2 separate regions of the Mus musculus genome follow, and region 1 is linked to region 2. Evidence: chromatin contacts called from ENCODE Hi-C or POLR2A ChIA-PET data. All regions are on one chromosome and are shown on one strand. Each heading gives the region's core, a stretch centred on a gene start or an enhancer-like site at or near the end of the contact. The rest is flanking DNA. Distances are from core to core; before and after follow the strand shown. Region 1 has its middle 7.2 kb from the start of Ttpal. Region 2 holds the start of 2900093K20Rik (RIKEN cDNA 2900093K20 gene).

The links. A loop is a pair of places that touch in the nucleus more often than their neighbours do. ChIA-PET counts read pairs that join two places held with the same protein, here RNA polymerase II (POLR2A).
Region 1: a map of regulatory T cell shows a loop between it and region 2 (2.1-fold over the local background). The contact joins the enhancer-like site here to the promoter of 2900093K20Rik in region 2. A Hi-C loop is called at or near these places in 1 of 37 maps with a recorded cell type or tissue (regulatory T cell). POLR2A ChIA-PET finds 5 or more read pairs at or near these places in 1 of 5 experiments (embryonic stem cell).

The regions. Positions count from the first base shown.
Region 1 is chr2:163,592,900-163,597,371 of GRCm38, forward strand. No RefSeq gene overlaps it. Among named protein-coding and RNA genes, the nearest start is that of Ttpal, 7.2 kb to the right of the region's middle. Within about 2 kb of position 2,477, at least 1 of the 3 ENCODE cell types and tissues checked has a DNase peak (open chromatin) inside an H3K27ac peak, as active enhancers do.
Region 2 is chr2:163,417,076-163,421,769 of GRCm38, forward strand. 2900093K20Rik (RIKEN cDNA 2900093K20 gene) reads left to right here and starts at 2,696. Exons shown (of 1, transcript NR_151490.1): 1 at 2,696-3,286. Oser1 (oxidative stress responsive serine rich 1) reads right to left here and starts at 2,395. Exons shown (of 4, transcript NM_025699.2): 1 at 2,337-2,395.

The DNA.
Region 1 (4,472 bases), core at 1,227-3,726, 180 kb after region 2:
ATGCCCTCTTCTAGCCTGCAGATGTACATGCAGATAGAGCACTCATATAAAATAAATAAATCTAAATGATAAAAGAAGAGAAAAAGTGATGTTTTCTTTTCTCTTTCCTATTTATGTTTATGGGTGTTTTGCCTGCATATATGTCTGTGTACCACATGTGTGCCTGGTGCCCAGAGTTCAAAAGATCCCCTAGAATTGGGCTTACAGATGGTAGTGCATTGCCATGTAGGTGCTGGGAGCTGGTGCTCTTAGCCACTGAGCCATCTCTTTAGCCCCTCCCATTCCTCCTTCCTCTCTCTTCTTTCATGTCCCATACACACTATATAGTATGCTAATTATATTTAAATGTGTATCCCACATTTTAAAAAAGCGTATGCTCTTTGTCTTTCCCAGTCTTTTCACTTACTGTGAGGGTCTCGAATTCCATCCATTTTTCTACAAATGACCTAATTTTATTCTTTTGGGGGAAGGAGCTCTTTTTTGTCATTTGGGTTTTTTATTTCTTTGAAACAAAGTTTCCTGTAGCCCAGGCTGTCCTTGTACTGGACATGTAGCTAAGGATGGCCTTGGCCCTCTGATCCTATCTCCAACTTCCCTGGAGCAGGGATCACAGCATGGGCTGCCTGGAGGAACTCAGGGCTGAGGATGTAGCTCAGTTAGTACAGTCCTCACCTAGCCTGCAGGGAGCACAGGTTTTGATCTCCAGTATCCCATAAAATGGGACACAGTGGCACATGCCTGTGATTCCAGCAATCAAGAGGCGATCAGAAAGTCAAGGTTATCTTTTCATTATTCTTTACATTGGAATACAATTCCATGGTATATTTATGCGACCTTTCCTTTATCCCTTCATCTGTTGCTGCGTGCCCAGGCTAGTTCCATATCTTGGCTATAGTGCACCGGCATCAATAAACTTGTATAGCTTTCTGGAATGCTGACATAGCTTCCTCAGGATAGATATCCAGGAGCACTGTAGCTGGATGATGTGGGAGATCTATTTTTAGTATTTTGAGGAACCTGCATACTGATTTTCATAATGACTACAACAATTTACAAGCTTGAGATCTTGATTCCAAAGGGCAATTCTTTGCTTTTCTTTTGTCGCAAGGTTACATTAAAAAAAAAAAAAAAATCAAACCTACACTAACCCGATGGGTCCTAAGTCCAACCCCAGCCTTGCCACGGTACTCTCCGAGAAGGTGTCAGAGAAAACTCAGCCGGGAACCATTCTACCCGCTCTGGATTCAGGTGCCAAGGCAAATGTGATCTGGCTTTTTAGGCACTGCCACAACAGTGTCAAGGTGATATTACCTGGCCTTCAAAATACTTTCACCTTAACAATCAGCACAGTAGCTTACATCTGCTAGTCCAGCATTTGGGGAGTGGAGGCAGGAGGCTTAACAGTCCAAGATCAGCCTGGGTTCCGTAATGAGACCATGTCTCAAAACCAAAACCAAACCAAATCATATGGTAATAACTACAGTTAGTTCTTGGCAACCACACAGAGATGTGTGTATCTGCTTTTCCTCAGTGTTTCAGGCGACATGCAGAATGCATGTTATTTCATTATCTTCTCCTTTTCCCTACTATGATGAACTTTGGGGACCTCCTATGTAGTTAACATAGTGGGTCAGAAAGTGCTTAATTCAAAGTCACCAAGCCCTTGGAACCCCCTGTCTCTGCCTCCACTGCACAGGGTTACAGCTGCACACTACCTCGCCTGGCTTTTGTTTGTTATGTTTGTTGTATCGGTGTTTTGCTTGCATGAGTGTCTGTGCACTGTGCCCATGGAGGCCCAGAGAGGACATCAGAGCCGCTAAAACTGGAGTTACAGACAGTTGTGAGCTCCACATAGGTGGTGGGAAGGGAACCTGTATCTTCTGTATGAGCAACACGTGCTCTTAATTGTAGAACTCTCTCTCCAACCCTCGATTTTTGTTTTGTTTCGTTTCATTTTGTATTGTATTGTACTATGTAGGTGCTGGAAATGCAAACTCAGGTCTTCATGTTGGCATAGTGAGCACTTAGCCAATGGCGGCATCTTCCCAGCCCACACCTAAAATCCCTTTTTTAAAAAATGTATTCTGAAGCTGGGCAGTGGTGGCACATGCCTTTGGTCTCAGCACTCAGGAGACCAAGGATTTCTGTGAGTGAGTTCTAGGCCAGTCTGGTCTAGTCCCATCCTGTGTCTTGCTGTCTACCTTCTCCCTCCCTCCAGGAATCTTTTAGTTATCAGAGCCAAGCAGTGTCCTTCTTGTAGGCAGTCACTGCCCACGCTGGCATGTGGGAAACTGCAAGTACACTGTCCCTGAGGGTGGGCTGACCTTGACAGATGCAGGCACTTTCCAATGTCAGGCAGCAGCCCATTCCTCTCAGCCCTAGCTGTCCCAGCATTGAACTCCCATACTTAAGCTTTCCAAACAGCTCCTCTCTGCTTCTGTCCTCCCCAGGAGATGGCTGCTCTCCCCTCCCTTCCCTCCTCTCACCCCAGGAAGCCCTTGGGTAAACACAGGAATCGTAGGAAGGGGAGGGGCTTCTGTTGCTCATAACCAGATCTCAGCAGTGGAGAGTTTGGCCCTGTACCCTTGAAAAAAAACCTGCTGGCTACCCCAGGGGAGCTTTCTCCAACTTTGTACAAGTCACTTCCATCTTCCGGAACCTCACTTTTCACGTTTCTTCAGGAACTAGTCATCTGTATTCATTGGGCTGGTTGTGATGGTGTGTTCGACCTGGTGAATTTACAGAGCATCCTCAGATCTGACACGAGAGACCTCTCAGCACAGCCCTGCAATTCCTTCTCTGTGAGACCATTTATAAGCCGCCTGATCTCTCTGATTTTTCCCTTCCCCTTTTCCTTTCTCTTCCCTCATTTCAACAGGATTTCACTGTCACAGTGTAACCCCAAGCTGGCCTTGTAACTCCCTATATAGCTCAGGCTGGCTTCAAATTTGAGGTCTTCCTGCCTCAGCCTTCTGAATGCCAAGATGATGGACACTTGTCTCTGAGTCTGTTTGCCCAGCTGCCATATGGAATTCGGATCTGAGGCTGTTCCACTGTGCTCTGTTGAGTTAGTAGAGTACAGAGAGAATAGCACAGTGCCAGGTGTGTGGTCAGAACTAGGTCCAGGCGCTGTACTAGAAGGAGAGGTGAGTGTCTGGGCTGGCATTGATGGAGAAGGGGTGGGATATCTCCTATCCCTGCCGCATCTCCGTTTCAGGACATGTTTTGGAAAATATTCAGTCTGGCTAGGATCCAAAGCCCCTGGGAACAGACAGGACATCCTGTCCCTCCAAGCAGCCGTGCTGACTCAGGAAGATCAATGTGTGACCACAAAAACACAGCTGGTTCTGACCTCTTCTGGGAAATCTACCCGGCCAAACCCATTCAAAGACCCGGATCCTTCCTTCTAGGGCCTGAGCCTGGGCTCTTGAGCAGAAGGTGGCATGCAGAGAAAGAAGACTCTGGCACTTGAGGCATGCCAGGCCAGGGGGTCACAGGCTTCACACGACCCTATGATTGAAGTCAGAGATCTCTCTTGTGCTTGCCAAGCCTCCGGCTTCCCCCAGCCCAGGTTTGGACATTTTTCCAGCCAAGCTGGGCTCCAAACCACTAATTGGGCAACTGTTGACCTCAGAGTAAGTCAGCCCCAGCAAGAGAGATTGTTGAAGCGCATGGGATGTTTTGTTCCTTAGAATCCCAAGAATTAGAGTGAGTCCTCCTCATCCCACAACTCTAGCGCCCAACCCCTCACGGCCATTTGCTTGTTTTGTAACTCGGGCAGGTTCCTCTGCCTCTCAGAGCTCCAGCCTGCTCCCCTCCCCAAGAGAACCCATAGGGGCAGGTGCCCAGTAAGGGAAGTTATTACTGCAAATAGCACTCACTGAATGCCAAACCTAACAAAGTGTGGGCACAGCGTACAAGAGGCCCTAGTTCAATCTGCAGCTCCTCAAACAATTGCGCTAATAAAGGAGGCCCCACTTCTTCCTGAGAACCTCAGTTAACAGACGCTCAGAGAGGGGAGACATTTGAACAGTTGGTGACACAGTTAGCTGCTCAGCCGGAGGAGGGGCTTGCAGCCAAGTCTGGTGGCCTGAGTTTGATCCTCAGGACGTACAAGGAAGAGAGAGAGAGAGCCCATTTGCTAAAAAGTTTATCTCTGGCTTCTACATGTGTACCATATGCCACTTGAACACACATATCACACACACACACAGATACACAATGAATGAATGAATGAATGAATGTAAGTTTTAAAACAAGTAACAACAAAACAAAACAAAACCCCAAAATACTTTATCAGCTGCTTGTGGTCACATGTAGTTTCTTTGAGCCTTGTAAAAATGGAAATGAAAGATATGAGCATTGTGAGGGGCCCACTGTCCTAGATGATCTGGGACCCATGGCTGGCAGACAGTAGGCCCTGGGAAGCACTGAGCATTTATTTCTAACCATGCTGGTAATGTTTCCACAAC
Region 2 (4,694 bases), core at 1,446-3,945:
CTCTATGGATCTTTGGGTACTGATTCTAGATCAGCTTATTTCTCAGAAGAGTTTTCTGTGTTATTATGAGACCTCTAATATTCCAAAGGTCAAGATGTCACAATGTTTGACATTTGTGTGTATGTTCACCGGCAAAAGAACTTAGCCAGCAAGGCGTGGTGGCGCACGGCTATAATCGCAGCACTTGGGAGGCAGAGGCAGGCGGATTTCTGAGTTCAGGCCAACCTGGTCTACAGAGTGAGTTCCAGGACAGCCAGGGCTACACAGAGAAACCCTGTCTTGAAGAGAAAAAAAAAAAAAAAAAAAGAATTTAGCTAGGTTTCACTTCAATATCAGAAGACAACAAGCCCACGTGGTTTATTTAACCAGGTCAAACACAAGGAAACCTCATCCACATGACTAAGTTTCACTCATCTAATTCTTCACAGGAGTAGGAGTCCTCCAAACACACAATATTCTATATACTAAGCAGAGGTTAAGTTCTGGTGTGTCTGGAGCTCCCACATCTCCAAAGATCTATCACAGGCTGTAAACAATTTCTTTTTGCTACCACAACTCCATGAAAGCTGAATTTGTAAGGACTGAAAAGATGGCTCAAAGAGTAAGGGTGAATGGCTACTAAGCCTGAGCACCTGAGCTTGTTTCCTAGAACTTGAGTAACAGGAGGAAACAACTTCCCAAGTTGCACTCTGCCCTTCATATAAAACACTCTCATACACATAATACAAGTAAAAAAAATTAATAGTGAGGTTTATAGTAGTTCTCTCAATCTGACTTGTGTGGCAATCAGTCAACATTTAAGTACACTCCAAGCCACATGGACACTGGTAAACATCACAGGCAGAGATCCACTCCTTTCACAAGTACTTCTAGGATTCCTAGTTCTACCTTGGATGCCACAACAGAGGCTGAACTGAATACAGGGGTCCCAGGAACCCCATTTCAGTAGGGAGGGCATCTCACTCCTACCCTCCAGGACTCACACTTGGCTAGGAAGCCTCCCAGCTAAGCCTCACAACTTCTAATTACACAGTGCTGACTTAATAGTATGGCAGGTGACCACCCTAGATGTTAATACAAACTTAGCATTCTTGTTGAGACACTCCCAGATATATCATTAAAAACCCCAACAGCCCAAAATAAAAATCTGGCTGCAAACCAAAAACTCTGAGAATAAAGTATCGCCTAACTTGTTTTCAAACGTCCACCACTGTGACTGCTCATGTTTTTCTTCAATTACTTTAAGCCAGAGCAAGAGTATCCTAGGCTTAACCTAGGGGGCTAGATCAGAGCATGCTTGCAATTACAAATGGGTTGTTATGCTCCTCCCAGTTCCTAGCTTTCCATTATGGAAGCATCAACCCAACAGCTTTATACAACAGGTGAGTGGATTGCCTATCTTCATTTACATTACATTGTGGGAAATTCTCCTATTACCCCTTCACTGCTCTTACTTCCAAAGAATGCCCAAAGACCTCAGACTTGCAAAAGGCCCATAAGAAGTTACTTTTCGTGGTTTTAAGTCAAATCACATCCCAGTTTCTTTCCACCAATACCGTGTGCAGTGTCTTGCTTACACCTCTGAAGCTTTAAACTAAGCTCTCCTTAAGTTTCCGGTCGAACTTCTCATTTTCAGCAGCACGAAAATGAGATCTGCACGCGTCCTCACAAAGTTAAAGCGGAGAAATCTCCCCAAACCTCTCAAAGTTACAGAGTCCCGAAAAGGAAAAACAACAACAACAAACTAACCAACCCTATCCAGAACGGCCCGGATAGAATCAATCTGTCCCTAGGACGAGAACACATCCACACCTCTCTGGGCACACCCACTCAACCCCTCAAAATCACAGGACTACAGGCAAAGCGACACGTTCGTTCCTTTCTGCCTATCACGGTTAAGCGGAGTCGGCTGGGAAAAGGTCAGAACCCGGGGACACCCAAGCGGGGAGCTGTCTCGGCTTTTACCCTGTCCGCCCCGGCCAACCACGGACTCCGAGAGGAGGCAGGAGTGAAGCTGCGGCGCAGAAGCCGCAGGACGCAAGCGGAGAGGAGTGCGACTCGCAGGGCGGGAAAAGGCGGGAAGGGGCAAAGGGCGGCAAGGAGAGCGAAAGGGGAAGCTGTGGCCGGCGCGGCCCGGACACCGCGGGAACGCAGGAAGGCGGGAAGCGAAGGCCGCGCAACTTGGCACTCCAGGCCGCGGCAGCCGAGGGCCGGGCCGGGCAGTCGGCGCAGGGAAACGCCGCGACCAGACGGGAGGGCCGGACTCCGCCTCCCGCGGGTGGGAGGCCTGGCGGACACGACGTCCCCGGCCCTCCTCGTCCCGTCCGGCCACTCACCTCCTCGCAGCTGGGGCGCTCCCGGGAATCCGGCCCCGTCGGCTCCGAGCGTCTCTCCGCGTCCGCCGCGTCTGTCTGACCCGGATCCAAACCCCACCGATAGGGTGGCCCGCGCCTCTAGAGTTGTACTGCGCCTGCGCAACCTCGGCTCGCGCCCTGCCCACCGTTCACGCTCCTCCCACCTCGGTGACTCGGCAGCTCGGCCCGCCGCAACTACGCAGGCGTACGGCGGTAGCCCGGCCTCTCGAAGCCCCAGCTCCAACCCCTCTCCGAAGCACGTGCGTCTTAAGTCATTTCCTGTTATTCTTTTCGCTCCCTCCGCCCCCTGGCTTGGGTTCGCTCCCGGCAGGCTTTTGGGCGTGCCTACTTCCTCTTCGCTGTCACGTGAGGCGGCGGCTTGCCTTGCAGCTATCGAGCCGCTGCCGCTCCCCTGGCATAGCCTGCTTCCTTCTTGTCCTCTTGAAGTCCCCAAGCCAACGGGATTCGGTGGGCTGCGGGAGTATTTGCGCCAGCTGATGCCTCCGGGAATGCTTGGCGGAGTTTCTTACATGCAACCAAGGGCGCTTGCACTCGGTCCACAACCCTCGCCGTGGGTCGTCTCTTTGGGTCCGCAGAGAAGCCAAGAAGGTATTAATTGGACGAGGCCCAGGCGGTGGATGCTGCCCGGAATTGGAATGGAAATTATTTAGGTTTTGTGGTTTTTGCTTTAAAAAAAAAAAAAAAAGCAGGATCTCATTTGTTAGACCAGCCTGAAAATCGCGTTGATTCCCCTGCCTCGGGCTCCCGTGCCTTCATTTTGAAGTATCTCTTGATAATTGAACGTCTGGAAATTAAACGGTTTCAGCGAAGGCATTTTGCTTTTGTTTTTCCAAGGATGGTTTGGGAGCATCAAGTGGGAAATACAGGGTAATGCACGTACATATTAAATTCTGCAAGAAGGTATTAAGCAATTTACCAGTCTCTGGCTTTTTTTGTTTTTTGTTGTTTGGTTTTTTCGAGACAAGGTTTCTCTGTGTAGCCCTGGCTGTCCTTGAACTCACTCTGTAGACCAGGCTGGCCTCGAACCGCCTGCCTCTGCCTCCCAAGTGCTGGGATTAAAGGCGTGCACCACCACTGCCCGGCTAGTCTCTGGTTTTTAGTGATCTGACAAGTTACCCATATGGCAAGGGTGAGCTATGAAAGACCTCCCCCTACCGCCATTGTCAGGGCCTGTTCTATTTTAAACGTTTCCCCATCGCCTGCCACTCTGGAGTTCCACTTCAGACCCTTGTGTGGAAAGACGATTTTCCTCAATAGAGTTGGTTCTGGCACCTAAACCTTAGAGTGGGTTTTCCCCTGAACCCAAGCTGGCCTCTTCTAGAAGTGGATGCTAGAGAGGATAGCCATGTCCAGCTTAACTAGAGTCAACCCACAGAGAATGGAATCTACACTTCACTGGACAGACAGCCCCGTCTCCAGACAGCTGGCTTGGCTTTGGCTTGCTTGCTTATTTTTGTTTGTTTGTTTGTTTTTTGTTTTTCCTGATCCTGCTCTATAATGCAATCATGGGAAAGCCTTTTGCATTCGATGGGAACTTCATCAGATTTTGAATTTTTTTTAAGATTTATTTATTATTATTCATTAGTACACTGTAGCTGTCTTCAGATGCACCAGAAGAGGGTGTCAGATCTCACCCTCTCACATGGTGTGAGCCACCATGTGGTTGCTGGGATTTGAACTCAGGACCTTTGGAAGAGCAGTCAGTGCTCTTAACCGCTGAGCCATGTTGCCAGCCCCGGTTTTTTTGTTTTTTTTTTTGTTTGTTTGTTTTTCAAGCTAAAATACACCCTGTGATAAGTTTGGGGATGCTGGCCCGCAGAAGGGGCTGCTGCATCTTCCCATTCAGCCACAGGATCACAAGGGCAAGCTGATGTTCCTAGTGCCCTGTGTTGTATTAAGTGTGTTTTAGACTAAGGATGCTTCCACTTGTGATGTGCTGAATAGGATGTGACCCTTTCCTAAGCTAAGAAGCACCTGTGTAGGGCTGTTGAACATAAAGCTTGTGATGGGTCCTGAATAAAACCTTCAAATTCTCTGTACAGTAACTGGCCCACAGTGAAAAAATAATCCTGTTGTAATTCTCTGATGGCTAACAACAGTTGTAACAGATGCTAGTAACAGTAATAACTCTACTATCTTCAAACATAATATTCCTGTGATTTTACACATTCTACAGATAGTTGTCATCTTAGGTGTTTATTGCTGTGAACAGACACCATGACCAATGCATATTTTAAACATTAAGTACTAAAAAGTAAAAGGAGCTTTTTTGTGTTAACACACCTCCATAAAGTTAGGCACTTTCTGAGACTATGACTT